Linked DNA regions of Homo sapiens: region 2 is linked to region 1. A link is a loop called in an ENCODE intact Hi-C map of the cell type or tissue named here. Cell type or tissue: chondrocyte. All regions are shown on one strand. Each heading gives the region's core, and the rest is flanking DNA. Links, peaks and the distances in the headings are about the cores only.

What was found. Peaks named below come from ENCODE experiments on the same cell type or tissue, not always from the same donor. Only the 100,000 strongest peaks of a DNase experiment are listed, where the experiment ranks them.
Region 2: a loop joins it to region 1, with 3 times the contacts of the local background. A loop is called at or near these places in 4 of 110 quality-filtered maps.

Annotation. Positions count from the first base shown.
Region 1 is chr5:424,905-439,642 of GRCh38, reverse strand. It overlaps AHRR (aryl hydrocarbon receptor repressor), which reads right to left. Exons shown (of 11, transcript NM_001377236.1): 8 at 11,637-11,836; 9 at 7,119-7,180; 10 at 6,696-6,837; 11 at 1,358-5,790. The coding sequence ends at 4,809. PDCD6-AHRR (PDCD6-AHRR readthrough (NMD candidate)) reads right to left here. Exons shown (of 13, transcript NR_165163.2): 10 at 11,637-11,836; 11 at 7,119-7,180; 12 at 6,696-6,837; 13 at 1,358-5,790. Among named protein-coding and RNA genes, the nearest start is that of EXOC3-AS1, 11 kb to the left of the region's middle. RefSeq lists enhancers at 8,246-8,365, 8,506-8,785, 14,333-14,738. In chondrocyte, for the core only: CTCF peaks have their summits at 8,298 and 8,507 (motif pointing right); DNase peaks (open chromatin) are centred at 8,492, 9,222, 9,592, 10,052 and 3 weaker places.
Region 2 is chr5:365,547-380,284 of GRCh38, reverse strand. It overlaps AHRR (aryl hydrocarbon receptor repressor), which reads right to left. Exons shown (of 11, transcript NM_001377236.1): 4 at 3,569-3,675. It overlaps PDCD6-AHRR (PDCD6-AHRR readthrough (NMD candidate)), which reads right to left. Exons shown (of 13, transcript NR_165163.2): 6 at 3,569-3,675. Among named protein-coding and RNA genes, the nearest start is that of AHRR, 51 kb to the right of the region's middle. RefSeq lists silencers at 5,922-6,061, 6,112-6,571, 6,852-6,931 and enhancers at 6,944-7,574, 8,362-8,421, 9,302-9,441, 10,888-10,997, 11,648-11,757. In chondrocyte, for the core only: no CTCF peak of the experiment used is centred there; DNase peaks (open chromatin) are centred at 5,454, 6,724, 7,054, 7,674 and 4 weaker places.

The DNA.
Region 1 (14,738 bases), core at 6,338-10,337:
TTCTCCTGAATGCGTCCCCAGCACTGGTGCAGGGCCTGATACTCAACAAGGACTAAAAATATGCCGAATGAATAAACAAAATGCACATAAAACAGCTGCCGTTTCATCCCTTCAGAAGCCCAAGACTGAAAAAGTCTGTCCACACAGGTGCCAGTGTGGGGTGAGGATGGGAGCCCAGGAGGTGTGGCTGGTAGAAGGGAGGCCAAGTGGGTGCAGCCCCTCTGGAGGACGCTGGGCAGCGCCTGGTGAGATGAAATTGTGTGCGTCCAGCTGGGCGTGGTGGCTCACATCTGTAATTCCAGCATTTTGGGAGGCCGAGGTAGGCTGATCATGTGAGGCCAGGAGTTTTAGACCAGCCAGGCCAACAAGGTGAAACCCAGTCTCTACTAAAAATACAAAAATTAGCTGGGCGTGGTGGTGGATGCCTGTAGTCCCAGCTACTCTGGAGGCTGAGGTGGGAGAATCACTTAAACCTGAGAAGTGGAGGCTGCAGTGAGCCGAGACTGCACCACTGCACTCCAGCCTAGGCAGCAGAGTGAGACTCCATCTCAGGAAAAAAAAAGAAAAGAAAAGAAAAAAGAATTGTATGCGTTCCAACTCCACACAGGCACACTCAGCAGAAGCCAGACTGGGGGTGAGGAGTGAAAATGCGGGAACTCCATCTGCCTGAGGCCACAGAGGAGAGGGCATGGGGGGCAGGGTGGGTCAAGTTGTGGGGCCACAGATGGGAGGGCTGGCCTGGTCCTGGGGGAGGACACGGGAGTCTTACACGAGTGACCAGGACGGGTTTGCTGATGGGCTGCAGGGTGCGAAGGAGGCCTGGCAGGGGCTGCGCAGGCTCTAAAGATGCCTGAAAGGAAACAAAAGCGCAGCTCCCTGGGCCTTGGACTGCCGTTTGTGCTTAAGGAGACCCCAGCACTTTTTTCGATGGCATTGAGGGGTCTGGCCGTAATCTGCCTGGGCCCTTCCCCCTTCCCATGGGCTTGTCGTGCAGGCCCTGTGCCAGGCAGGGTGGACCCCGCATGGCCCCGGACCCACAGTGCCCTCAGCTCTACCCTCCTCACTTCTTACAGGACGGGTCAGGTCTGGGACGTCCTGAGAGCACCCAGGAGGGGCCCTGACCCTCAGTGACAGGGGAGGGGGGCCTAGGCCCTCTCTAGATGCCACTGGTCAGGAGCAGGGAGATGGCAGGCATTTTCTCCTCCTTCACGAGGCTTGCGGCTCTAGAGTTTTTATTTTTATTGCTGCCTTATATTTAGTGGTGAAAGGCTGTCTTAGAATGTAGATTAACCAGCACACTCTTTAAAGGAAATAAAGTGACTTTGGAAAATCACGCAGACTTCCGCAAACATTTAAATTTTTGTTAAACATGTACTAGCATGTCATGTATTTTACATCAATATTGCAAATTTAATACAAACCACAGTACAAAAAAATTTGAAAGCTTCCTAAAGGCACTGAGAAAGCAGTAGAGAAAGTTGCATTTATAGTGCATAAGTTTTAAAAATTCAACAAGTTGGTCTAGGTATTGAAAACTTTTTTCTTCCAGTAGAAACTGCAAAAATATAAGTTGTATTGATCTCCTCCCTTCCATCCCATTCCCACCTTATATTTGACTTTAATACTTTTTCAGCTATATAGGGAAAAGCTACATACACAGAAAAACATGAACCTGTAATTAGTGCTAACAATGACATTTTAGAGAGAAGTGATACATCCACACTTTCTATGTTCCATAGTCTTCCCCACTGTTTTCCAAGAGGGTTGTGGCTATAAAATAACCAAAGTGCTGACTTGGGGAGTTTTTGTTGCCGTTGAGGAAGGGATGTCGGACACCTCGCTGATCCCAGGCTCTCAGGGCCGCAGCCTCCTGTAGGGTCCCCACACCACAAAACCGGCAGAGCCAACACCCACGTGCTGAGTGCAGCGTCAACACAGCGTGGCCTGCCTGGCAGCAACCCACCACTCAATCTGGCACCTGTCACCAGGAGGGCCTTGGGCAGGGGCGCATCTAAAGGTCTGGGAGGCTGCAGGGCAGGACGTGGTGAAGAAGCCTCCTGGGCAGGGGCTGCCGTCTGTGCTTAAGGAGGCCCCAGTGCTCCTTTGATGACACTGAAGGGCCTGGCTACAATCGCAAACACGCAGCCACGTCTCTGATTCGATCTTTGGGGCCTGGTGTTTTTCCCAGTGACAGCCGTTGGCTCCAGGACACTCAAGACATGTGATACACAAGACTCTCAGTCACTGAGCTCCCTGCCCTCCTCGGCCCCGAGACTGGAAGAGCAGCTGCCACGTTTGGGACCCAGGCGGCGCCCAGGCTGAAGGGAGCTGCTGAGGGCTAAGCTCCAGGACACAGGACGTGGCTGGCCCTCAGAACAGGGAACTCCAAGAGTGGAACATGCATGTTGATTGAGACTTTTTCAGGGATACAGCAGATCTGATTTTTAATTATTTTTTGTAGAGACACATTCTTCCTGTGTTGCCCAGGCTGGTCTTGAACTCCTGGGCTTAAGCGATCCTCCTACCTTGACCTCCTAAAGTGCTGGGATTATAGGCATGAGCCACTGCGCCTGGCCTGCAGGCCTAATTATTAAGGGTCTTTCCATGATCAGCAAAGGAGCTGGGCACTCGGTTAGAATAGGAAGGAAGTGGGAAGCTTCTGAAATACCATCCTGGTCTTAAATCCATAAATGCCCAGAGGCCAGAAGTGTGCCATGCTCAGCATGAGAAATGAATAAAGAGGGGCTCTGTGCCAGTGTAGGGCCAAAGTGGGAAGTAGGCGCCAGTCCTCAGGTGCCTGGTCTTCACAGGTGCCTGCTCTCCACAGGTGACTGACCCTCAGGTGGCTGGTCACCCCATGGCTGGCCCCTGGGTAGCTCTGTCCCCATCGTGACTTTAGGCATCAGATAAGGGAGAGATGGCAGTGGAAGGCCATGAGCACGTCTCACACCCACGACAGCACAGCATGGAGGTCACCTTTTGAAAGACGCCCCCTGGCTAAGCAGAGAGTGAGTGCCCCCTCGGTAGGGCTTGGGGGTCATAGGGGGCCACGATGGATCTGTGACTCTGGGCTCAGATGGTTGGCTGTTCTCTTCCAGTACTGAGAGGAGATCCTTATCCCTATCCCTGCCACATGGGGGCAAACTGTCCAAGAACCAGGCCACTGAGAGGCGCAGGCACCTGGCATTGGGCAGAAGACCCAGTCCTGCCAACCAAACCTGGGTTTTGACAAAGTGAAGGTGCGTTTAACAAATGGGTCCAGCATTAAACCAGCATCTAAGTAAGCACTGACACCTCAAAGCCACTGACAACAGAGAGGGCGTCCACACAGGAGGCAGAATGCACAGTGCGGCGGGGTGGTGGGTCCCTAGGGGTGGTGGGTCCCTCACCCGCGGGCCAACAACAGAGAGGGCGTCCACACGGGAGGCACAATGCACAGTGCAGCGGGGTGGTGGGTCCCTCACCCATGGGCTCCCACAGCTCCTGCCACTCCCAGTGGAGCTGACGTCAGGGCGCCGATGCCCTCTCCCTGAGGATGGGGCCTTCCCACCCCCGCACAGGTGGGCCCAGCTGCAGCCACACCCCAGGGCCTCACTGCCTGGCTTCCTCTTGCTTGGGGTGACTTCTACACCCTGATCTGATGCCTGCACCAGCCGGGTGGGGTTCCAGGCCAGACCGTGGAAGAAGCCTGAAATGCACCATCAGCTGTAGGTTCTCGGGTTGGTGGATTGGTGACCTTCACTTTCTGACTTATGCTTTTGTATCCAAATTTCCTACTCTCAGAAAATATCGCCTTTACAACTGTTTTAATGCTATTAATACTTGTCTGTCTTGTCCCTAATTATTCTCCTAGGATGGCAATGGGAACCCTCATTTGAGTGAACTGTACAGCCAGCCAGAGAGAAACCCCCACAGGCAGCGCAGTTTCCTGTGTCTTCTCTCTACGTTGTGTGTTTCTCTGTACTTCCAAACCCGGAGTCTGTGAACTCTGTATTACGTGATGTACCAAGAGGCAGATTAGGAAGAACCGTCCGCAGAGACCCACTGAGAACTCGGGAGATGTCCAGAAGGAACAGGGGTTATGCTGTCAATTCCAGTCCAGGTCTGGCCTCAGACTCTGTCATGGCGCCATGGAGCACCTGCCGCACGGTGTGGGGCAGTGTGGGACCCACGCTGCCAGCCTCTGCTGCCTGGAACGTTCTAGATTCCTCTATGAGTGGGCTCACGGACCCCTTTCTCCGCGTGTTGTATTTCTAATTTGCCGTGTGCTGGCCTCTACAGTGCACTGTGGCGATGGGCTGACCCTGCCTGCACAGCACAGGCTGGGAGCTGCAGGTGGCCTGGGAGGGCTGAGCTAGGTGTGTCACCCGACCGCTTCATCCCCGACTGCGGACTTGGGAGCATCACCCGACCGCTTCATCCCCGACTGCGGACTTGGGAGCATCACCCGACTGCTTCATCCCCGACTGTGGACTTGGCAGCCATGGGACGGGTGCTCGCTGCCTCTGGGGCATGAAGCTGTCCAGCCATGATCACTTTCCTAAAGATTTTAATTCCTCAAAGAGAAATGCTGTCATGCTTGAATAGACTTAAGGCCAGTTTTCATTTAAGAACTGTTGGGATATTTTACAAAATTCAGGATAGGCTCCTGCGTATGCTGCACACACACACTAGCAGACTGCGCATGCACAGCTCTGCAAAGCGTGTGTCTTAGGACGGGCTCCGGCCTGACCAGGAGCAGGGCAGCCCAGCCACCGACGCATCTGAGCGTAGACACACAGATCTGAGCTTGGATGGTGGTCACTGCGCTATGGCAGGAATGTGCACCCCGAAGCTTGGGGCGGGACCAGCGTGGCCAAGGCACTTTTGGGCAACATCCCGGGCACCATTCCCTGGCTGTGAGTAGCCCACTGGGGTGAGTCCAAGGGCTCCCGCTTGACCACAGGGGCGGCCTCAGCAGCTCTGCAGGTGCAGGACTGTTCACCTCGGCCCCGTGCACAGAGCTGGTGGGGAGGCTCCGACTGGGGAAGGCCGTCTGTGGGCTCCAGGCAGGCACAGTGTGCAGGGTGGAAAGGGGTCAGCTCCCTGCTGCGCCCAGCAGTGGCCCTCCCATGGGGCTGAGCCCCCCGCACGCCGTGCCCCAGGTGCGAGATGTACACCTGTTGCCGAGAGTCTGGCTCTGTTTTCAGGTGCATCCTGGTAGGGAAGGTGGCTGGGTGGCTCCTGTCACTGGCCCCCAGCCACACCTGGCTGGGCACACAGCCGTCTGCAGCACCCTCACACCCAGAGTCCTTCTCCATCTTGATGGACACATCTAGCAGCAGCGTCGGACCACACAGGTCCCCCGGAGGCATCGGTACACCTTGCAGCTTCATGTCCTCCATGGGATAGCCCCTCGTGGCAAAACGCTGAGCTCCAGGCTGAGGGAGCTGGTGCTGCAGGCTCCTCTGGGGAAAGTGGCAGAGGGGAGGGTGCACCTGGTCCTCACCGACATCCCGCATGGGTCTGCTGGTCCGGCTGGAGTAGGCACTGGGGGACGGGCTCGGCGGGTGAGAGATGGGCGAGTTCCTGAAAGTGCCCTGGACACACGGGCAGGGCAGGCAGGAGCCGCGGGGCATGGGGCGCAGGGAGGGCGGGTCATTCTTGCTGGGCTGCAGCCTCGGCCTGGCACCATCCTCACTGTGCTTTCCCGCTGTCCAGGGCAGGGGCTTTGTGGGTCCTGGAGTCTCCCTCCGCCCTGTCACTCCAGAGGCCCTGCTCAGCATCCTGTGCTGCTCCTCCTCCCTGTCCCTGCAGAGAAAAGACGGGGCCCATTTGACAGCAGCTGAAGACACCAGGTCTGGCTGCCCTGGGTGGGGGTCTCTAAGGGAGGCTACGAAATCAGGACGATGCTAAATCTGCCAAGGCTGCTACACCGACCCCTCACTGCGCTGTGCCTTCTAACCCCCCCAGCAGCCCAGGAGGCTGTGCCAGCACCCCACCCCCACTGCGTGCCTGGGGCGAGTGAGGAAGGCCCAGGGTGGGGCGAGGGTGCAGGCTTCAGGGAGATGTCTCTGTGAGGCCTATGCCAGCTGTCCAGTGTCAGCCACACCAGTCACTAGCGTTAGGGGTGGGGAAGGGCGGTGCAAATGGTCCCAGGGAACTGCAAAGCAGAAAACACCATGTCCAGCAGTTTCTGTGGCCAAGCTCTGCTGCTGACCAACAGGACACCACGTGCCTTGGGACTGGCACTGCATGACTGTGAGATGGTGACCTGGAGAGTGGGGAGGGGCCTGTGGGGCACAGCTGGGCTGGTCAGGAAAGGGGAGGAGGCCCACCTGGGTGGCAGGCAGGCCCTGGGGAGGGAGAGGGGGGAGAGAGGGCTCTGAGCAAAGGCAAGATGAGGTTGGAGCCGGGTGACCCAGGGTCCGAGTGACAGGTGAGGGCGGGTCCCAGAGCCCACGGGGCATCCTCGCTCCCAACATCCCTGGACCACTGCTTCCCGGGGTCAGTCCCCAGCGACACACGTGACTTCCAGTCCGGGAAGCTGTGTGGACAGCTCCACAGAGAGTAAGGTTAGCTGTGGCTCGTGTGGTGGCCAAGGCTGCTGTCGTCTTTTTTATTTTTCTTCTTAATCACTCCCCCACCCGCTCTTTGGCCTCCACGGTGACTTAGGGAGCTGCCAGGGCTGGGGGAGGCTGCCTGGCACCACTTACCCTGAGCCCCCCTTGGGGTCAAGGACAAGGTCAGGGCCACCCCGGAGGCACAGGCATGGGGCCCTGGCGGGAACCTGTGCCCATCGGCCAGCGTCAGTCTGTTCCCTGAGCACCAAAACGCCGCTCTCTCTGCTGCTCCTTCCTGTTGGGGTTTAGAGGGGGGGGAAGCCGTCACGGTGCGAGCTGAGGAGCTCCTGGAAGACGGTTGCTTGTTCTCAGCAAGGCAGGACCCATCGGCTCCTCAGAAATGCACAGACCAGAGCCCAGGAACGGCACTTGTCCACAGCAGGACAGACACCAAGTCTCTGCAAAATGGCTTTTCCATGGAATACGCCAACATCTCCACTGGGCGGGGAAGCTCTCCAAGGGCAGAAACACATTTTACCCATGTGGAAAAGATCAGATAAGAAATGTTCTAAGTACCTGCTGAGTAATTGGGTTTTCCATGCAGTTCCGATTCGCACAGACTGGTGGTGGCTTTTACTCTGTGAAGAACACAGATGAACATGTGACATGTGACGGATGAACAAGATGACATGTGGATGAAACATGTTTTGATGGTAGAAATTAATAATGACAGGTATTGCTGTCACACCTGAGCAGTGAAGACAGAAACAATAGTTCACTCTTGTTTAATTCTTTATAGTGTGGAAAGTTATTTTCTCAGTTACAGGTTTACTGAAAATATTGTCACGTCACTTTTCAGGCCAATGAAGGGCTAATGAATTTGCTTCAGAAAGTAGAAGGATAAAATCATAGGATGATTTTTAGAGCTTATATTTTTTTCCTGGAAGGCCAGAAAGAAAATACGGTCCATTCTCATGACTCCAGGTAGTTATGTTCCAGGAAGTGAACACTGAGGTGAGTTGGAGACCAACTCACACGGGACATGTGTGTGTACCCACACACGCATCACACTGATCTGAATCTTAAATCCCAACAACTCACCCTGGTAGATTCTATTTTCTTTTGCTTTTCAAAAGAGAAACAGTAAGTAGCGCTGCCCCACCAGCAGGTCCCAGAGTTGAGTTCAAACCCATCTGACTGGCCCCACAGCCACAGCTCCGGTGCTGCCCTCCTCTCTGTCCTCTGGGCACCTCCAGGAGGCCCATGACTAACACAAGACTCACAATGCCCCATCTATGTCCATGAATGGCTGCAAAGCACAGGGTGTGTTGACATGGGGGTCCCAGTGAATTATGGCGAGCAGAGGAATTCACAGAATGGGCTTCAGGAAGAGGCAGATCAAGATCATGTCACAAAACCCCTGTGGGAAAAGCTGTGGAAGACTGGGGGGCTGTTGGGGGCTGCTAGGGGCCGCTGCTGGGGGCCATGGGGGCTGCTGTTGGGGGCCGCTGGAGGCTGCTGCCACTGCCTCAGGGCTCTGATTCTGCAGAATGCACCTTGCATCTTGCACCACTGTGGTGCCCTGGACCACAGTCCTGCGGCTCAGGACTGGTGGACCACAAGGTGTATCCTGAAAGCCGGCTTCTGAATCCAGCTCAGAGCAGGGTGGGGAGAATTCCAAAAGCCTTCGGCTCATGGGAGTCAGTATTCTTGGTTTGGCAAGTTTTCTTCCCCCTTCTGAGTTTGAATAACATGTTTGTTGAGCTGAAGTTGTGTGCCAGCTTTATGTGCCTTGGGCTCCACCCCACCCTCACAGCCCCACAGGGGGTCTCGTCCAGGCCGCAGGAGGAGCGCTGTGACCTTCGGCCCCACACCTGAGCTTGTGATCCCACACCTACGCTCCACCCCAGGGCCGGGACAGGGCTGTGCGCACACAGGGCCAGGCCTGCCCTGCCCTGCTCTGACACCAGGGGGCTGCGTCCCCTCTGCTTCTAGGGTTGGGAACTCCCAGGGAAGACCGGGCTTGCCATGTGCAGTGGAAACTCCACGGTGACGGTAAGCGGAGGACAGTGTTCCAGGGTTTGCGTGGTCCCTGTAGGTGCCGGAAGACCTGGGCCCGAGCCCTGCAGAGACCCCAGGTCCTTTTCTGTGCACCTATGTAGCATTTACTTCTTTTCCCTTTAGAATTCTATGTTCCTCCCTTGCACTCTACATTTCCATCCTTTAAAATAAGGTACATACATTTAATTTAAAACCTTCCAGAGATGTGTGGGCCTCAGCAGGCTGACCCGTGTCCTGGCCGTCCCTGGAGCTGCCCTCTGTCCACCCTCAGACAGCAGCAGTGAGGTGGGGCTAGCAGGGCCCAGGCAGAAGCTGCTCATAAGCAGAAATGAGTAACGAACGTGGAAACCAACACAGCATGAAAACCTTCAAATAACCGCTGCTGCTGTCAGACTGTAGAGCTGTCTAAACGGTTATCTGAAAGAGGTCAAAGGTGAGGATGGAACTCACGCCCACAACAGAGACCACCGTGAGTGCCGGCAAGGTGGCCTTGGGGCCTGCAGACAGAAGCCCTTCACAGTCAACCCTGGACACTGAGCAGGGCGTCCCAGAGCCTCCAAGGTCCTCCTTTGCAGGTCCCCTGGGGCGAAAGGGCCCTCGGCCGTATCCTCTGCATCGGGAAGCCAGCAGGCGTGTGACGGGGTCCTCCCAGAGGGGGCTCAGTGGCGGGTCCTGGTGCTCCCACGGAGGGCACGGGTGTGAATACAGAAGATGTGCTGCCCGTCAAAGGCGCCAAAGAACAGGAGGGACGGCAGCGTGCCGGGTGCTGCTGAGTCCCAGATCTCAAACTAGTTCGGGAGCCTGGACTCTGACAAGGTCAGTCAAGACCGCATCTAAAAAATGAAATTGAATACTAATGGAAGTTAAGGAATGCAGCTAGAATTCAAAGTCGGACCACAAGGCAACACACGTGACTGCAACTTAAGATCACCCCAACGCGCCTGCCACAGCAGGTACAGCAGTAAAGGCAGCGCCCAGAACAGGGCGGGGACGTCTGCTCCGGTCTGCACAGCTCCATCTGCTGTGAACATCCCCGGGGCTGTCCATGCACAGAGGAGGAGCATCGGAATCAGGACATATCTGGAAACCGTAACCCGGGGCAAGGCAAACAGAGCAGAGAGCGCTCAGCCAACACAGGGCCGTGGCAACCCCAGGCAGTGAGATTCGAGTCACACCACGAAGAATCTGCTCTCAAGGTTCTGTCTGAACCCAGCAATGTTTTCCGTGTGGGGTTTGTGCAGCCTCAGCCAATCACTCCTGGGCGCTATGCCAGAGATTCCCACTGGGCTGGCTGGGGAGCTGAATTCGACGCCTGCTAAGATTCCTTTCCCACTCAGTATTTGCTACCCACAGAGTGGGGAGGCCACGAACAAAGCGGGCTGCCCAGTGGCGGCTGCAGGATCGCGCGGCAAGGCTGAGCTGCACTTGGTTACCAGGGCCTGGGCCTGCAGCGCCGAGGGGCCGAGGACAAGTCGGGTGGGTCTCGGAGTCACAGAGCAGGAGCACCTCACCGACAGCCAAGGACCCGGGGGCTGAGGGCCAGGGGGCAGGGGCAGGGCCGGCCCAGACCACCCCTCTGCCCTGCGCTCAGCCCCGCCCCATCAGGCTGTCCCAGGAGGAAGTGGCAGGAGCGGCAACTCGCCCAGGTGGCCGGGGAAGGGGTCCTGCACGATTCTCTGAGAGGAAGTTGGATCTCCGGCATCCTGGCGGCCCCGGCCCTACCTCACTCCTGCAAGATTCTCTGAGAGGAAGTTGGATCTCTGGCATCCTGGCGGCCCAGCCCTACCTCACTCCTGCACGATTCTCTGAGAGGAAGTTGGATCTCTGGCATCCTGGCAGCCCCGGCCCTACCTCACTGGTGTGTTCCCAGCAGGTGGAACACAGTTTCTATAGGCACAGCATTTGCATCTCTCCCAGCACGCAAGGCAGACTTAACACATTCTAGGAAACTATAGACACGAATCCCCAAGGGCAGGGGTCCCCAGCCCCCAGCCACAGATTGGTACCCGTCCATGGCCTCTAGGAGCCAAGCTGCATGGCAGGAGGTGGGCCCTGCGCAAGCGAGTGAAGCTTCATCTATATTTACAGCCACTCCCCACTGCTCGCGTGACCGCCAGAGCTCCACTGCCTGTCAGCTCAGCTGGGGCATGATTCTCACAGGACTGTGAACCCTGTTGTGAACTGTGCATGTGAGGGAGAGCCCTAGGTTCGAGCTCATGAGAATCTAATGCCTGATGATCTGTCACTGTCTCCCATCACCCCCACCCCCGCCATGGGGCCGCCTAGTTACAGGAAAACAAGCTCAGAGCTACCACTGGTTCTACATTATGCCAAGTTGTATAATTATTTCATTATATATTACAATGTAATAAAACAGAAATGAAATGCATAGTGAGTAAACGTAATGTGCTTGAATCATCCTGAAACCATCCCCCCACTCCCAGTCTGTGGAAAAATTGTCTTCCACCAAACTGGTCCCTAGTACCAACAAGCTCGGGGACCAACAGGGTGTTTTCTACTTCTGAAAGGCTGAGGGAGCTGTGGGTAGGCCTGGGTTGGCCAGGGACGAGGACCAGCTGGAGGGGCAGCTGTGCCGTTCACCCTCCATCTGCCCACCAGGGACGCATCTCTCCGGCATGTCCTGCAGCCGGGAACTACCTCCACTTGTCCATAGACAGACGGTGTGAAGGGCGGGCAGCCAAGAGATGGAGAAAGGCAGGGGCCACAGCCAGCTCCGCATTTTCTTGAGGACACGGGGTCAGGACACTTATTCTGAAACTGGTTCTGTAACAGGATGATTTAGGAATGAATCGATACAGGCAACGTTTGGTGCCAGTTTGCAAATACGAGTTTGAAAAACATTGTTTCATCTAATCGCTGCTGCCTATGTTGTGTAATGACTTTTACGACACGAAACTGACTTATTACTGGCTGGAAATGAAGAAAGAAGACACAGAAAACACTGAGTGTGGAGGTGTTTTGTGGGGGCCGCCAGCAGGCACCATGTGGCTGTGAAGGGCGAGTCTTACTCACTTTGCATCCGCGGTGGCTGCGGTGTCTGCTCTGGGTTTTGCCCTCAGGAGCGCGCTCCTCATTTTCATCTCCGCTGCGGAGGGGAGGAGAACGGGTGCCGCAATGCAGAACAGCGACAGCCGCGGCGGGAGCATGGCTCCTGACGGCGCCTTCTTCTTCTGTCCAAACAGGAATTTTAGTTTTCCTTGAAACTGCATCGTCTGGTGTTTTAAAGACAGAGAGGAAGGCGTGTTCACCAAGTGGCCTGGCAAGGTGGTCACAGGACACAGAACTCAAGGGCGCGACAGCGGCTGGAATTCGTAGGGAGGCAGCTCACCATGAGTGGCTCGGGACAGCAGAGCCGCAGCTGCCAAGCCTGTGACCCCCGGGCCTGCAGAGTGATTCGATGTGCTTGAATCATCCTGAAACCATCCCCCACTCCCAGTTTCTCTGGAGCCGCGGCGACGGCCTTTGACAGGTTCATTCCCGCGTGTGTGCCTGTTCATGTGTGCCACCCCATGCGCAGGTGGCACGAACTGCGCCTGTGGGACCTGCCACCTGCCCACAGCCGGGCCAGCGGCAAACCCCTGGCAAGAATTCGCAGGAGTGGATGATCTCCAAGGATTGTTTCAGCTTTAACACTCCATTTCCAAATTATCAATTCTTCATTTGTAATTATGAAATTTAGGCACGACTTGATTTTATTTATCTAGGGTGTACAGTGAGACTTTAAAAGCCAGCAAGTAAGCTAGGAGTTTGTTATATAAGAAAATAAAATATCTCTCTACAAAGGGAAGGCTGATGTATAATTTAGTTGTTTACCAAGGGCCTTCAGGGGTACTCCTGCCTTGTATGGAAGAATCACCCCACAATGTGGCTCCACCCTCTATCCTTATTTCATCCATCTATCTTTCTATCCATCCATCCATCCACCAATCTATCTTTCCATCCATCCATCCATCCACCCATCCATCCACCCACCCATCCATCCATCATCTTCCCATCCATCCATCCACCCACCCATCCATCTTCACATCCACCCATCCATCCATCCATCCATGTTTCCATCCATCATCTTCCCATCCATCCAGCCATGTTTCCATCCATCCATCTTCCCATACATTCATCTACCCAGCCACCCACCCACCCATCCATCCATCCATCCACCCATCCATCCATCTATCCATGTTTCCACCCATCCATCATATTCCCATCTATCCATCCATCCATCCATCTTCCTATCCATTCATCCATCTGTCCATGCATCCATCATCTTCCCATCCATCCATCCATCCACCCATCTATCTGTCCATCTAGCCATCCATCCACCCATCCATCTATCCATCCATCCGTCCACCCATCCACCCATCCATCTTTCTATCTATCCATCCATCCATCCACCCATCCGTCCATCCATCCATCTTTCCATTTGTCCATCTATGCACCTACCCATCCATCTTCCCATTCATCCATCCATCTGTCCATCTATCCATCCGTCATCTTCCCATTCATCCATTCACTCATCCATCCATCCATCCATCTTCCCATCTATCCAACCATCCATCCATCCATTCACCCATCTTTCCATCTGTCCATCCATCTTCCCATCTATCCAACCATCCATCCATCCATTCATCCATCTTTCCATCTGTCCATCCATCCATCCACCCATCCATCTTCCCATCCATCCATCCATCATCTTCCTATCCAACCATCCATCATCTTCTCATCCATCCATCCACTCATCCATCCACTCATCCATCCATCCATCCATCCATCTTCCCATCTATCCAACCATCCATTCATCCATTCATCCATCTTTCCATCTGTCCATGGATATATTAAACAAATAATAAACACCTGCTGTGTAGCAGTCACATAATTGGTGGGGATTCAAGGCAGCGGTGTGCTGGGAAATGTTTAACATCTAGCTCTCCAGGGGGAAAAATTCCCAGATATGCAGTGTTTGCCAATTTTTTTAGTATAAATATTCCCAACACAGCTGATTTCAAGCTCCCAAGTTAATTTCAGCCGAATCTCAAAAACTACCATTTTCAGTTGGCCCTGTGGGTGGCATGAGGGAGCTTCCATGACACCCGCATTGCCAAGACTGCACCACTCAGGGTGAAAGCCGGGAAGAGCCGTGAGGTCCTGCAGGGTCTTGGTGTATTCTGTGTCAATACAGGAGCCCTTTATGGTGCTGTGGATGAATGGATTTTAATGGGAAAACAGAATCAGACACGTATTTGTGTAAACCTTATTGCAATATTTTAGCATCAATCTAATTTCTCTGGCTTGTTTCCTCCATTCAGTTCTTTGTTTGACAATTCCATTTTAAACTATATTCCAGTGGCTGCACAGTAAAATCCTTCCAATTTTGGGTCACCTAGAAATAAGAGTTTTTAATTAACCAGGAATTGGTTATACAATTTTAAAAAACGAACAACATTCCTTAGCCAATAAAAGTAAGTATCTTAATTTCCTCAAAATTTAGAACAAAATACCAACAGTGAAACACTGTCTCTACTAAAAATACAAAAAAATTAGCCGGGCGTGGTGGCAGGCGCCTGTAGTCCCAGCTACTCAGGAGGCTGAGGCAGGAGAATGGCGTGAACCCAGGAGGCGGAGCTTGCAGTGAGCCGAGATTGCACCAGGCACTCCAGCCTGGGTGACAGAGCGAGACTCCATCAAAAATAAATAAATAAATAAATAAAACTTTATTGTCCCTAGCTACCTAAATGAAAGATGTGCCCTGGGGCGTGTGCGTGGCAACAGATCTGGGGCCTGTGGAGAGCTGGTCCTTCCACCAGGCACCCAGTGGGTGGGAAAGACACAGAAACAGGCAGACCCACAGGTACCTCTGCCATGGGGACCGTCTGCACCCAAGGTCCCCAGGAGGTCATGGGTCCACAAATGGGTGGAAAGCTGAGCCCAGGGGGCCTGCCCAGCTACAGTGCTGGAGTCAGAGGGCCTTGTGGGGTGCTGGGGTCTGAGGGCCTTGTGGCATTGAATTGCAGCCAGGAGACAGCAAGGGCCACCACTGGGGCTCTGAGGGGCCATGACCCAGGGCTGACTGTGCTGTGGCCAGGGGGACCACAGTGCCTGGAGGGTCTGCAAGGTGGG
Region 2 (14,738 bases), core at 5,420-9,419, 58 kb after region 1:
AGAATAAAATTGAAAGATTCACATTATTTGATATCAAGTCTTATTTTAAAGCTATAGTAGGTAAGATAATGTGGTATTGTTAAAAGGTTAAAAATACAGATATATAGAACAGAATACAGAGTCCAGAAACAGATCCACAAAAATACAGCCAATTGATTTTTCACAAAGGTATAAACGCCATTCAGTATAAAAAGATAGTCTTTCTAATACATGGTGCTGAGACATCTGGATAGTCACATGCAAAAACAATAAATCTTGACCCCTACCTCACACATCTCATACCAAAGTTAACAAAAAGTGGATCATAGACCAGAATGTAACATATGAAACTATACAACTTTAGAAGAAAGCATAAAAGAAAAATCTTTGTAACCTTAGGTTAGGTAATGAGATGTGGCAACAAAATCAATCTACAAAAAGAGAAATTGATAAATTAAACTTAATCAAAATGGAATACTTTCACTATCTGTAATATCCTGTCAAAAGAATAAAAAGACAAGCCACAGACTACGAGAAAATATTTATAAATCATACATATGAGAAAGGACATGTTTCCAGAATATATAAAGAGATCTCTAAACTGAATAGTAAACAAGCAAATGAGCTGGTTTTCTTAATGCACAAAAGATCTGAAAGACCATTCACCAAAGATGACACACGGATGCAAATAACCACATGAAAAGATATGCAGCATTGTTAGTCACAGGGAAATCCAAACTAAAACCCTAACAAGATTCCAGTATTAAAATGGCTTTGAAAAAAGTAATACCAAGTGCAAACCCAAAGATGCTGAGCAACTGAAACACTCATTCACTGCTGGGGGATAAGAGTTAAAAACACGCTTACTATTCATGAAACGAAGACCTACGCTCATAGAAACACCTGTATGTGAACGTCTATTGACTGCAGCTCCATTCATAAACACCAAAACCTAAAAACAACCCAAATATCCCTCAACAGTTGAATGACACATGGGGTTGGTCCATACCTCATCAATAACAAGAAACAAACCAGCGGCCCGCAGCACCGTGGATGAGCCCAAATCCTAACCGGCAGCAACAACAAGAAACCAGCTGGTGACCCGCAGCACCGTGAGCAAATCTCAACAGCACTGTGCTGACTGAAGCTGGCCTCCAAAGGCCATGCGTGTGACTCCGTGTGGAAGACATCCAGAGAAAGGCAAGGGACAGGCTGCAGGGATAGAGCACACATCGGCCGTGGCTGGGGGCAGGGGGCTGTGACTGCAAACAGCAGCAGAGGAGAAATGTTTGGGGAGGGGATGGCTCTGAATCTTCATGACGGTGGCAGTCACATCCCACTGAATGCCGAAAAGAATGAACTTTAGTGTATGTAAATTTTTAAATAAGTGTTAGAAAATGTATCCTGCAGTAACCATACACTTGAATTCTAGCTGAACTTAAGCAGTCAGTGAGACAGCATCCTAGCCCGAGACAGGCCACATCCGTGGCTCCAGTGAGTCATGCTAAACCCAACAGCCCTGTAGCCCACCTAAAAGACAGAATGAAAACCTAGAAGCTCTGACTCGTATTGTGCAGGGAGCTCAGGGCCTCCTCTGTGTGCTCACATGTCTTTGGAGCCCTCCTCCTTGTTTCCCTCTCCAGTCTCCCACCTCTCCCCACTCCTCCATCCTCCCACTCTTAGCACCTGCACCAAGATGTGCACCAGGGGAAGCCACGGGCTGTGGCCCATCTGTCTTGGCTTCCCTGGGGAAGGCCGGAGGCTTGGAGGACAAGCCAGTGAACTCAGGACAAAGAAACACCAGGTCCAGACTACACTCTCAGGGGTCATTTCTAGATCATTACTAAAGCCTCTCTGAACGTGTGGAGCATCTTAAATAAATAAATAAACAGAAGCGCTGGGTCCAGCTCAGCCCCAAAGGGCACCTGGTGGCTCCAAGCCTTACTTCCTCACCTTAAATCAACAGACCATGGCCACAGCACTCTGAAGCCTGTGCCGGCTCAAGGCGGTTTATGGATTTAGGGTGCCCTGCCATAAACCTCCCCTTTTTTTCAGTTTATTGTGAAGAGATTGAAGATTAGAAATAAAAGCTGGGATTTGCTGCTGTTGTTGCTTGCTTTGCTTATTTTGCCCTGTTGGAATATTTTTAAGCTTCAAAAAGAGCATATAACCCCTTTCACTGCCCTGGCAATCAGTGAGGAACCCTCACCATACAACCTACCAGATGCAATCTAAGCAAACTTCCAGAAATTTCCGTGGGCCAGAGGACATGAACCAGATGCAGTGGACTGAGACTTCGGGAACTGCTCAACCTCCCCCAGAACAGAGTGGGTGTGACCAGCACTCTGGCCAGGTAGGGGAGTCAGGCCAGGCAGCAGGAGGGCCACAGTGTCAGGAGCAGACGGGCGGACCCTGACCCCCAGCCTCCATGCCTCTTCCAAAGTCTTCTTGGAGAGTCCCCCTGAAGGTAGCTCCAAAATATCCCACGCTGCTGGGAGCAGGGTGGGAAGTCCAGCAGCAGGGAACCAGGCCCAGGCCTCCCTCCCGCAGGCTCCAGGCTTCCCAGGCCCCAGGAGCTGGGACCCATTCACTAGCGGGGACAGAGTAGAGCGAGCTGGGGGTTGTGAACTGACCTGGAGACACACAGGAGGATCTGGGGCAGGGGGTTGAGCAGCCCCTCCCAGGCACTGGGGGTGCACAGCTCCATGGGAGACTAGTGGCTGCTGGCTGTGGGGCAGCCTGCCACCAGGGCCCCAGTACCCTCTCATCTGGAGCGGGTTGGCTGGTGCCCTCCTGCCCCACCCAGGGGTCCTGAGTTCCGGCTGGAGCCCACCCTGTTACCCAGGAAATGTCATGTTGTCCCCGCCTCCTCCCTGCAAGCCCACTCAACCCCATCCTGGGACCACCCAGGGCCCATGTCTCTCCAGCCACTGGTGGAGGCAGCAACCCCCTTCATCTTCAAAATGGCGAATGGATTCACCCCGGAGGCTCCATGCCACCATCTTATCTTGTTTAGGAAAATGGTCCACAGTCTCCTCTCCCAGAGGGGTAACAGGCCCCGCGTTACAGCACAGGACAACTCAGCACTTCAGAGTCGCAGGGATGGGGGAGATGGGGTGAAAAGCCCCCTCACCACAGAGCTTCCTGCCCAGGCCCACAGCTTCCAGGGTGTCACACAGGCCACCCCAAGATTGAAACCACACCAGGGAAGCCCAGTGTAGACTTTGCCAAATCCTTCATTTTGGGGGAAAAAAGGCTTAATTTTGTACAAGGTTCTCTCACCGACAAGCAAAAGCAGACGGTGCAGAATGAGGATGATTTCCTGATGTAGCACACAAGGCCGAGAGCTCTCGGGCTGCCTTCTCTGTCCCAGCCTACGAGGCTCACACCCAAGGCTGACCCCGACCCAGGGACACCCTTCTTCAACAGATTTTGGAGCCTACGCTTCCTGACAGTTATAAACCTCACAACCTAAGGGCCTCCTGGGTGAGGGCCTGAACATGCGTGACACGGAGTATGACTGAGCCTGAACACGCGTGACACGGAGAACCAAGTGTCAAGTGTTCGAGGTACCAAGGGTGGCACTCACCTCCAACAGCAGCCTTCCCTCCAGCACGGCAGACCCTGCAAGAGGACAGCTGTCTCCGGGCGAGGGGGCGCCGGCCGCAGGCTGCCGTGAGCTCTGCTCCTGCACGACTGTCAGAGAAGAAAAGACACATTAGGCACCCCCAACCCTTGGCCTGGCCACTCTTCTTCATTCACATCTTTCCTGTGTTTCCCCGCGTTCACCCCACGGTTCTCACCTGACATCTGGCCTGGGCTGCACTGACCCCTCTGCAGGCCACGCAGCATTCCACAGCCCTGAGAGTCCAAGGTGGGGCAGGAGGAGCTGAGACACAGGCCTCAGATCAGCCAGGAGAGGCAGGGGGACACCAGGACATGGAGGCAGAGCCTGGCCTGAGGACGCCCCCACACCCGCTCTGCTCTGCAGAAACTGCTCTCTGTCCCCTCCTGCCCAACCCCCCAGGGCCCCCACCCAGTCTTGGGACAAAGTCTGGCTTCCTGCCAGATCCCCCTGAAGCCACCCAGGAGGTCCCTACGGCCCCTCCCCTGAGACCCACGGCACTGTTGGGCTGCACCCCTTTGAGGGCTGGGCCAAGGTCCCCTGCGTCCACCTGGGTCTTCTGTGCCCTGCACACCCGCATCGCCTCTCCCTCCTGGAACCCACGCAGCCCCCTCCCTAGTGAGAAGCAGGCCAGGCCCCACGCCCCCAGGGGCCGCACAGAACACCGCAGGGCAGGAAAAGGCAGGTCCAGGACAGTCGCCAGTGCTACCCCCTTCCCAGTGACTGCGCACAGCCCCCAAGGACACTCCCACTCCTGAGGATGGTGCATTCTCCATTTTTGGGTGCAGAAGGGGACAGATGACACGTTCACCTTCCAGACTGACCAAGGGCTGAGTTCCGGACCCAGCACAGGTGCTCACTGCCCACTCAGTGTCCTCATGGGCACTGGAGACATGGGAGGGACACCCCTCCCCAGCTTCTGAGAGGACTGAGGGGCAAGGGTGTCCCAGCAAGCAGCTGGCCCCAGTGCGTGGACCAAAGCGCACCCCAGCAAGGCCGGGGGGGCATCTGCTGCTCCCGCGTCTCCCGGATCCTCAGCTGAAGTCACAGGTGGTGTCCGCTCAGGCAGATGCTACCTTGCCACCAGTTCTGACCTTGAGATGGCATAAAAACTGTCATCACGCATGGCACCTTAAGGCCAGCACACCGTCCTTCACGGTGGGCAGCCTGTGCCGGGGTCCCGGCGTGGCACAGCCCAGGCGGCCATGCTTCACCGGATCTGCCCACTTCCGCGGGTTAGGGAGACACAGCCCTTTCCAAAGCAGCCCCCCACCACCCTCACTCCCCACTGGGCCGAGCTTAGACTCCTGGCTGCCTCCACCCCACTGCTCAGCAAGAGCCCGACCCAGACAGAAAATCAAGTTTGAGGGGCACCGCCTCATCGAAAAGCGCACGTGTCTATTTGTAGCCCATCACAGTCCCAAAATGATGTGAGGCTGCTGGATATTTTAAGAACTAGAATAACCACTTGAATAAAAGCATAATGTCTCACTCAGGGTGGGCTGGACTCCCAGTCTCCAGCCCCAGGGGCACTGTGTCTGTCACCTGAGAGTGCTCTGAAATGTGTGTGGCCTGAACCTCATTGTGGGTCACTGGCTCCTGCTCCCAGGAATCCTCCTGGACTTCCAGGAAGGCATCCACCTGCTAGTCAAAGTGGTTCACACTTTGCTCTGAGCTCTCCTCACCCCACAGTCCCTGGGCCGGCAGCCCCCAGACCCACAGGACCAGCGTCTGTGGTGTCCCCAGGCCGTGGTGAGCACAGGTGGGGTCCGGACGCTGGGTTAACCTGCTCCCCATCAGGCCAGGACCCCGGAACCGGCTGCTGGACTGGGCTAGCACCCCACCCTCCACCAGAAAGGCCATACTGGGAGCCATTGATTCAGAATCTGAGGTACCAGCTGCAGGGATGCTGACGAGCTAAGGTGTCCGTGGGGGGCGAGGGCCCGAGTGAGGAGGTGAGGCAGCCAGAAGCCCGGAGACGGTGGCACCGGGTGGCCTTGGGACTCGGCCTCTCTGTTCCCCTCCCTCCCTGGTCTCTGAGCCCTCATTTCTCCCTCAACTCCCATAGCTGGTAAAAACTGGATGTTTGTTCACTGCACTAAATGTAACAAAAACTGCCCCATTTCTTCTGCCACAAAGCAGGACTATTCCGAGGAAGCATGAACAGTCCACCGAGGTGGGGGCATCCCTTGGGCAAGGGCGGCCTCTTCCCACCTGGAAACCCCAGCATCCTAGCCTCCTGCCCTCCAGGCTCAGCCAGAGACGCCACAGTTCACACAATACGCGTGTTCAGAAAGCTGAAGGTTTTTAACAGTGAAAATCAAGATCTTTCTCCCAAGTGCAGACCCAGGAGAAGCCAGGGCAAGAGGCGCCCCGGGTGTCCCAGCAGCTGACCCCGAGCCCGAGGAGAGACCCGGGCAGGAGCGGCCCCACACAGACGCTGCTGGGGTCGCCCCGTGAGACCCCCGTGCTGGCCCTGGGCGCTCCCCGCCGAGGTCCGCGGGCTGGGGCAGCGCGGGTGGGGGCACACGCCTGGGTCACCCGCACACAGACCGACCACCCAGGCGGCCGGTGCAGCCAAGCCCCATTGCAGGGGTCGCTCCCGCAGCGGAGCCGACCCCGTCCCACCCGCAATGCGCCCCGCGGACCCGGCAGCCCCGGCCTTTTCCCCGAGAAGCGCGTAGGTGCGGCGGCAGGGGCGCGCCCCTCCCGGCATCGCGTGCCCCCCGCGGGCGCCCGCCCACTTCCCCCCTACTTCCCCCGCAGCCGCCGGCGCCGTCACGCGATGGGGCCAGCCAGGCCTCGCGTGCGAGCAGCGCTCCCGCCCCCGCCCGCCCGGGCAGGGCGCCAGGAGCCCCAGGAGCGCGGGGAGCGCCAGGCGCGTGGCGGGGAATGGGGCTCGGGGTCCGCGCGGGCGCTCCGGGTGCACACGGGGCGGGCGGACCCGGCCACGGCCTCCCCAGGTCCCCCCGCCCTCCCTGAGCCTGGGGGTCCCACCTGAGGGTCCGCCCCGGGAGGGAGCCCCCATCCCCCACCTCTCCAGCCCCAGTCTCCTCCTCTGTGATGTGGAGAGAGACCCCCCCTCCGCCCAGCCACCGCAGTTGCCCATGGTGAGTGGATGGGGAGGAAGGGAGCTGGGAGCGCGGTGTCCTTCCTGGGCATTGGTGAGAAAGGTGGGCCATCACCGTGGCCCTTACAAGGCACAGCTGGGCCAGCAGGAGGGGGCCACAGGCCCAGGGCGGGAGGAGCTCTGTGCCTCCAAGACCGCAGAGGCCAACCTGTCCCCTGCCTCCCAGCCACCGCCCGGCCTGCTGGTCCCGCAGGGTCTGCAGAGAGGGGCCCTGCCAGGACCACTCCCAGGGCCCACCCCTCGGGCAATGAGAGGCTGGAAGGCTGCGTGTCAGATGAGACCCAGCCGGGTGCAGGGCAGGGCCAGGGCCGCGGGGCAGGGCTGCCCTCTCAGAGGTGAACAGTCCCCACGGCTGGGCCTGAACCCGGATCTGTAGCCTGGGCAACCCCTGTGTCCTGCCAGCACTCTGCCAACCGCGCAGAACCTCAGCCACCTTGGAGAGTCTCAGGGCCATTACCAGCCGTCCGCCCACGGCTGCAGAGTTCACTGCAACCAAGAAGGGGCTCATTTGGAACAGCGAGAATGTGAAGTCAGCACCAAGGCCTCGGGCGACCCTGTGCCCACAGCAAGGGCTGGAGCAGAGTGGCTCCCTTGGGGGCTCAGGCTTCCCATGGGGTCCTGCTAAGGGCCCTCTGTTTCTTCACACAGAGGAGACTCAGAGCAAGGTGTCACCGGGAACCCAAGGCCACCCCATCTGGCCCCCACCACGAGCACCTGGGCCTGTGACTCGGTCTGACCCACAGTCCCTGGTGGAGGAGGAGCCAGAAGGCAGGTCCAGCTGTGCGTCTGGGTGATGCCGTGATGCCCAGAAACGAAGCCACATTGCTCCCAGTCCCCTGAAGCCAATTCCCTGGTAGGGGCGGGGGAGGCGGTGCAGACGGAGGGTGGGAGGTCAGCCCTGCCATTGGAGATCACGCACCCCTGCCACTGGAGATCACGCACCCCAGCCCTGTGCAGCGACTGCGGCTGAAGTTTCCTGCTCTGTGCAGGGCTGAGTAAGGTCCATTTCAGGTCTTCAGTGCTGGACAGGGAGCTGGGCCCAGGGGGAGCTGAAAAGAAGGCGAGATGAAGAAACAGAAGAAGCAGAACAGGCAAAGCGAGCAGAAGAGGACGTCCCTTTGTCCTTCACCCAAACCGCAGCCTGGACCTGGTTCTCAGGCCTCCTGTGACCCATCCCAGGGTGCACAGGGCCCAGGCTGGATTTGGGGCAGGTGACAGTCAGGATCCCAGCACCTTGGCTGGGAAGGAGGACATGCCTCCATGAGGCCCCAGCCCACAGCTCCACAGTCCCCTCTGTGCAGTCAGGGGAGCTGGGCCCAGAAGCCAAGGGATGGATCAGCAGGGGTGGCCCCGCCAGCCCACCCCAGCCCTGGGGGAGGAGGGAAGGCACTGAGGGGCTGTGTGCTGAGCAGCACCACTGCTTCCTATCCAGGAAGCCTGGAGGAGGAGCTCAACCAGCAGAAACCCTGCTGCTTCCTTCCTGTGAGGGGAGAAGGTGGTAAGGAATGTGGGTGCTTCATGAAGGTCCCTATTGGCAGGACTGCCTGCCTCTCTGCAGAGCCCTCGGCGGGGCCTGAGTGGTGCAAGCAGCCAGATGAGAGGAAGGCCCAGGATCCCTTTCTTCTCCATCGTTTTCACTCAGCCCTTAACAGGCACATCGACCCTAAGCATCCTCGTTGGAAGGGACAGAACTCCACAGACAGGGGCGTAAGGGAGAGAGGAGCAGGCGGCCCCCAAGCTGACTCGGTTTAGGACTCCCTCTAGGGAATCATCCTAAGTAAAGCTGTCTGGCAGTCTGCAGCTCCTGGGAGCATTTCACCATAGAGGGCTTCAACAGCGACCACGGGAGTCGGTTCCACAGGCCTGGAAGGACAGTCAGAGCCACCTTGTGAGTCCAGGACTGGTCAGCCCAGGACAGGTGGGCCCAGGACAGGTGGGTCTAGGACAGGTGGGCCCAGATGCTCAGTCCTACTATGGGACACACAGGGGCTTACCCGTGCATGAGGCAGCCTGCCAGCCCCTGCTGCACCTGCCCAGGGAATGGGACGCAGGATTCCTGTCACCTGCAAGCTCATCACTTCAGAGCCCCAGAGACTCACTCAGAAAGCCTAGAGCAGGGCTGGGCTGAAATCCTGACTCAGATGGGAAGCTACTGTTGGCAGTCACAGCCGGCCCTCGAACTAATGAGGACACAGGCCTAGTGTGCTGACCGATGTCACACATCAACCACCTGCAGCACTGGGTGCTGCGATTAAACATCGTGCCTGCTGTGTTGGGAGGTGTTTCCAGATGGCGGTCCCATTTGAATCCGTGGGCTCGGTGAAGCCAGTGGTCTTCCCCAGTGTGGCTGGGCAGTCCATGGGGGGCTGGAGAGAACTAGACAGGAGGAGTCACCCCTTTTTCCTGACTCATGGCTTGAGCCAGATCAGCTCATCTCCCATTCTCCGGCCACAGGCGGGAATTTACCCCAGCGCCCCTGGCCCTCAGGCCTCTGGGCTTGGACTGAACTACACCTCGGCTCTCCTGGGTCTCCAGCTTGCAGCTGTCTGAGACACCTGCTCATAATAAGCCTCCCCATATCTGTCTCCGGTCGGTTCTGTTTTTCTGCAGAGCCCTAACTGACATGCCCTGTAAAGCCCGGCCCGAGGTCGGCCGAGAGCTCCACACCAGGCCCAGCCTCTGTGCTCTGGGTGCCTCCAAGGCAGGCCTCCTCTGGATCACTTCCTCCTCCAGCCACCCAGGGAGGTCGGACAAGCATGATGGGAACGTGCCCCCCTCCCCCCACCAACACCTGCACCTTCCCATGGGCTGCCCCCCTCCACCCCACACTGTCACCTGTGCCTTCCCGAGACCTGTCCCCAACCCCATCACCTGTGCCTTCCCATGGACTGTCCCCCCATCACCCACACCTTCCCATGGGCTGTCCACCCCACCCCTGTCACCTGCATCTTCCTGGGGGCTGTCCCCTATGGACCACCACCTGCCTGGGGCTGCACCCACTGTGAGACTCTCAGGGTCCTGGGGGTGGCGGATGACCTTGGTGAAAATTTCCCTTGAACCTGATTTCACTCACCCCTGCTTCCAGCTCAAGCTCCCTCCTGAGGGACCCTTACGACACCTCTCCCGTCCAGGAGTTGGATGGGATGCTCTGAGAAGCCTGGGACGCCCATCCAACCCTTCCCCGACGCCTGCTCGCCCCAGAATTGCCTGACCTGACTGTGGATCCAGGAAATGCTGCACAACCGTAACACGGGGAGTAAATGAGCAGAGCTTCCAGCGAGGGCCCAGGAGGTCGGGGCACCAGCGAGGGCCCGGGAGGACGGGGCTTCCAGCGAGGGCCCGGGAGGACGGGGCACCAGCGAGGGCCCGGGAGGACGGGGCTTCCAGCGAGGGCCCGGGAGGACGGGGCACCAGCGAGGGCCCGGGAGGACGGGGCTTCCAGCGAGGGCCCGGGAGGACGGGGCTTCCAGCGAGGGCCCGGGAGGATGGGGCACCAGCAAGAGCCCGGGAGGGCAGGGCAGTGCTCTCAGAGCCAAGACATTCCCAGGAGGGCACCTCTGACCCCTGCTCTCACACCCCAACCATTCCTACAAATGCCTTTGCAAGTTTTACGTCAAATGAGGGGACCAGAGCCTCAAGGCTTTCGAACATTCAAACTCTCCCTTCCTTCCCTTCTCAAGAACTGGATGAGAAACCGTTTTGCCTTTTGAAGATGAATTGTAATATGTACATTCCGGAAGAAAATGTCATTTAGTGATTCTTGATGGCCACAAATGGTATTTGCAAAGGAAACTTCTCACCACCCAGTTACTTTCTGAACAGGTGTGTTCTGCACCAGGATGCACAGAATTTGTCCCAGCTTCTGCACAGGAAAGGTTTAGAGGAAGCACTCGGGACAGACACTCTGTGCCAGAGCGTGGGACAAGCACAGCTCTCCCCAGTGGCCTAGGAGGCATCAGGAGCATTCAGGCAGGTGACAAAGACTCAGAGCGAAGCAAGTGACACAGAGGGAGCCCGGGCTCGTGCAGCGGGAGGCCTCAGCTCCTGAGTCGGGCTGTGCTGCATGCTCGCCTAGCTGTAGGTCTGTTCATCTGCAAGGAGCATGTGCCTCAGCCTTGCAAAGCAGGCAAGTCCACCCTGTGGGACAAAGCTGCCCCTTCAGGCTGTGGGCAGGAGGGGACCAGGACTGTGCCCGGAGAGCCCTCAGGTGTCCCAGAAAACAGCTGGTACCAGGTTAGGGGGTTAAGACAGAATGCCCAGGAAGAGGGAGGGTGTGAGGAAGTGTGAGAAGCGGATGACTGTGCCGTGCTGCTCTTGACACATGGGCGGGTGTATTAACAGAGTGTGAGGGAATGCATTCGAGGTGCTCACTGAGGGCAAAGAGAAGCAGCAAGTCAGAAGGGGGTCCCAGCAAGTGGGTGCTGGATGGGCGAGTGTGCTTCCAAAACCCTTAGTTACAGCTTGTGGGGCAGAGGGGTTTAAAAATGTCCTTCAAAGTCCCAAATTCCCCTAAGCTAGAAAAAGCATCAGGAGTATAAATAAACACACTCATTTCACAGACACGATATTTACAAAACGGGGGGCACCCCAAGACACATACTGCATCAAGTTGCTGAATTTCCTATGGCAAGAATTTCCCGATTTTTCAAAAAGCACCAGAGAGCTTCAGAGATTTCACACTTCCTCACAGTGCAAAATGAACCGCAAAGAAATGCACTTCCTCTGAGCCAGCGAAGACTGGGGTGGCTGCAGCTGGCAGTGCCCACGCGTTTCTCTGGTCAAGAGAATGCGCCTCTAACCACTTTCTGAGATCACAGAACCCGGGGGCCTCAGGGGGGCTCTGCGGTCACCAGAGTCACACGCTCGTCCTGCAGAGGAAACACACCCTGGCCTTGGAACCCCACGTTATCGTGGAAGATGCAACCAAAAATAGCTCTTTGGGGAAAAAAAGAATACTTGCACACATTGCAAATCCATATTCTCTTCATGATGTGAAACATCTGGTATAAGCAAACTATTTGGGCATTCTTGTTACATTTCAACGTATCAAAGAAAAGCACAGCAGGGACAAGCCAAGGGTTCAAGAAACATTTTGTAAAACAAAACCCAAAACACTGTGCTGGTGCTGTTTAACAACCAAATATTCAGTGAATCAGCGTGCGGTGCACAGGTGTACAGATGAGTGAGCGGTCAACACTGCAGGCCACTAACCCCACGCGGCCACAGCCAGGGAGCGCCCTGGCCCACACCCTCAGGCAGGATACAGTGCGCGGTGCACGCCCAGGGAGTCTTCCTGAGCAGCCCCACTGGCCTCTCCTACTGCGGAAGAGGGCACCGAGCCCTCACTGAGTCCTCTGCCCTCTACCCACAGGTATGGATGCTGCCTCGCTTGTCAACTTTCACATCAACGAGGAGTGCCAGCTCAGCTGTCAGAGTCTCCATTTGTTTATAAATAATGAATTCGTAGGTAAATTTATTATGTTATGTAACCATGAATTTACAACTAACACCCATATGGGGCTGGCCTGCCTGTGAATCACCATTGCCTTCATTGTCCTCACACATCACTACAGGCGGTCAGTGGCTATCAGTCCTGCAATATTCACCATCAACAGATGCAGACCGAACTGAGTACGTCTCAGGGCCTGGGTGTCCAATGCTCGGGGCCTCCTGAACGACATGGGCCTTCGTTCGCCCGTGTGGTCATCCACATCTTCGGCATCTGCCACTGCCAACCCCTGTCCTGGGCATACAACAGAGAAGGAGGGGGACAGAACCCAGCAACACACGAGTTAAGCACTAGGAGAGAACGAGCAGCAGAGGGGGTGGTGTCAGGGCAGAGGGGCAGAGGCTGTGATGTTAAAAGTGAGGCTGGGGAAGGCCTCCTGAGGGGTGAAGACAAGAGACCCAGCAGGAGGGCATGGCCTTCAAAAGCTACAGGTGTGCTGAGCCTCGGATGCCGCCCCCAGCAAGGCCCACGTGGCATCACTGCCTGGCGCTGCCATATTCAGGCCCCACCAGGCTGGCTCATCCGGTCCCCACGGCCACCGCTGCCCACTCCTCTGTGCCCTTGACCACGCACTGCAGCTCAGACCCGTGTCTGTGGGGCAGGGTGGTCATGATGGGCGGTGAGGAAGGTGTTGGTTATTCTTATATTTCTCTTTGCAAAAGGCCCAGCTGCCCAAAATGACAAGTGCTCCTAAAAGACGTGACTTGCCTCACAAACATACAAATGCACACGATGCTGTCCCACATCTGGCTACGCTGAGGGCCCACCACGTGCCCACGAACTCCCGTTCTCCCCCTGCCTCCCTGGGCACTTGCTCTTCCCCCCAGCTCCTCCAGGGTGGGAGCAGCTGGGGATCTGCGGCGACCCCCCAGGGACTCACTTTAGAGCTCATATAAACACCCTGCAACTTCTCCATTTTAGTTTTCCTTGTTCCTCCTGCTTATGCTTTGAGATGATATCAAACTTACAGAAAAGCTATAAGAATCATATAAAGCACCCAGATACCCCTTGTCCACAGATGCCACTGAGTTTCACCAGTGTCCCAATAACATCCTTTCAGCCAAGGTGGTGCTGGACTGCGGCAGCAGCCATCGCCACACTGCCTTAGTCCCTGCCACCTCTCCATCCCTTCCAGTAACTCCTTGGCTTTCATGGCCTGCTGGGTTTTTTGGAGATTACAGGTGAGTTATTTTGCAGACTGCCCTTCAATTTGGGTCTGTCTGGTGTTTCCTCGTGATTAGACCGAAGTTATGCACCTCCAGCCGAGTATCAGCAAAGCAATGCTGTGCTCCACCCACTCATCCTGTTGCGGGGTGCACAATGCCGGCTTATTCCACTATTGGCGGGTAAGATCGATCACTTAGGACAGTGAATGCTGGGCTTTTCGGCTTCATAATTAATAGATATTTTGTTCAAGACTACAAAAATCCTGTCTCATCCCATTTTCACCACCAATTTTAGCACCAATTGATATTTCTTGCCTGAATTATGACTGTAGTGGTTACCAAATTTGATTTGTAATTCACCTTTTCTTTCTATAGTCATCTCTCTTCTTATAGCCATTAATTAGCCTGTTGTGAGGAAAAACTTATTTACTTATTCATTCATTTATATAAATGTGACCCTATAAAATCATATTTTATTCACTGGGGTATAGCCCATTACTATCATTATTCATTTTAATGCTGAAATTGTCCCAGACTTGGCCAGCGGGAGCCCCTTCAAGACGGCTTCTGTGTCCTGTGACACGTCTTCATCCCTGGTGACCACTGCCTTGCTTTCTGGCATGAGGTAAGTACAAAGTACCTTGTACTTTGTCTGCTCCAGCTCTTGAAAGAGCCCCAAAAGCCCTAGTCCTTTTAATGGCAGGAAGCATTTAGAAACCAACATCTGAATGTTAGGTGTGATTGCTGCTGCTAGGGTGTCACTGTTCCGAGGCTCTCTCAGTGGACAGTGTGTGTGTGGGGCAGGGGGTGGGGGGGGAAGGTGAGTGTACACACATTTTACGTACATATTCATGTCTCTCTTTATATATTGAAAACCATGAGCTCACACCAATACCTCCAATTCCAATTCAACATCCCAGGATTCAATATAATGGAATTATTTTTTTCTTTACTATTTGGTAGAAATTGCTTTGAAGCTATCTGAGCCTAGATTTTCTCTGTGTGAAGATGTTAAACAAATCAATTTCTTTAATGGTCCTACGACATTCAGGTTTTCTATTTCTTCTTGAGTCAGTTTTAATAAGTTATATTTTCTAGGAATTTTTTCATTTATGTTTTCAAACTTCAAATTTATTGGCATTAATTTGTTCATAATAGCTCCTCTTTATATTCCTAATACTGCTTATTCTTTTCTCCTTGATCAGTTTCACCAGATCTTTGTAAAGTTTATCATTTTAAAAGAACTCTGTTGTATGTTTCTTTTCTATTTCATCAATATCTTCTATTATTTTCTTTGACTCTCTTATTTTACTGTTCTTTATCAGAACT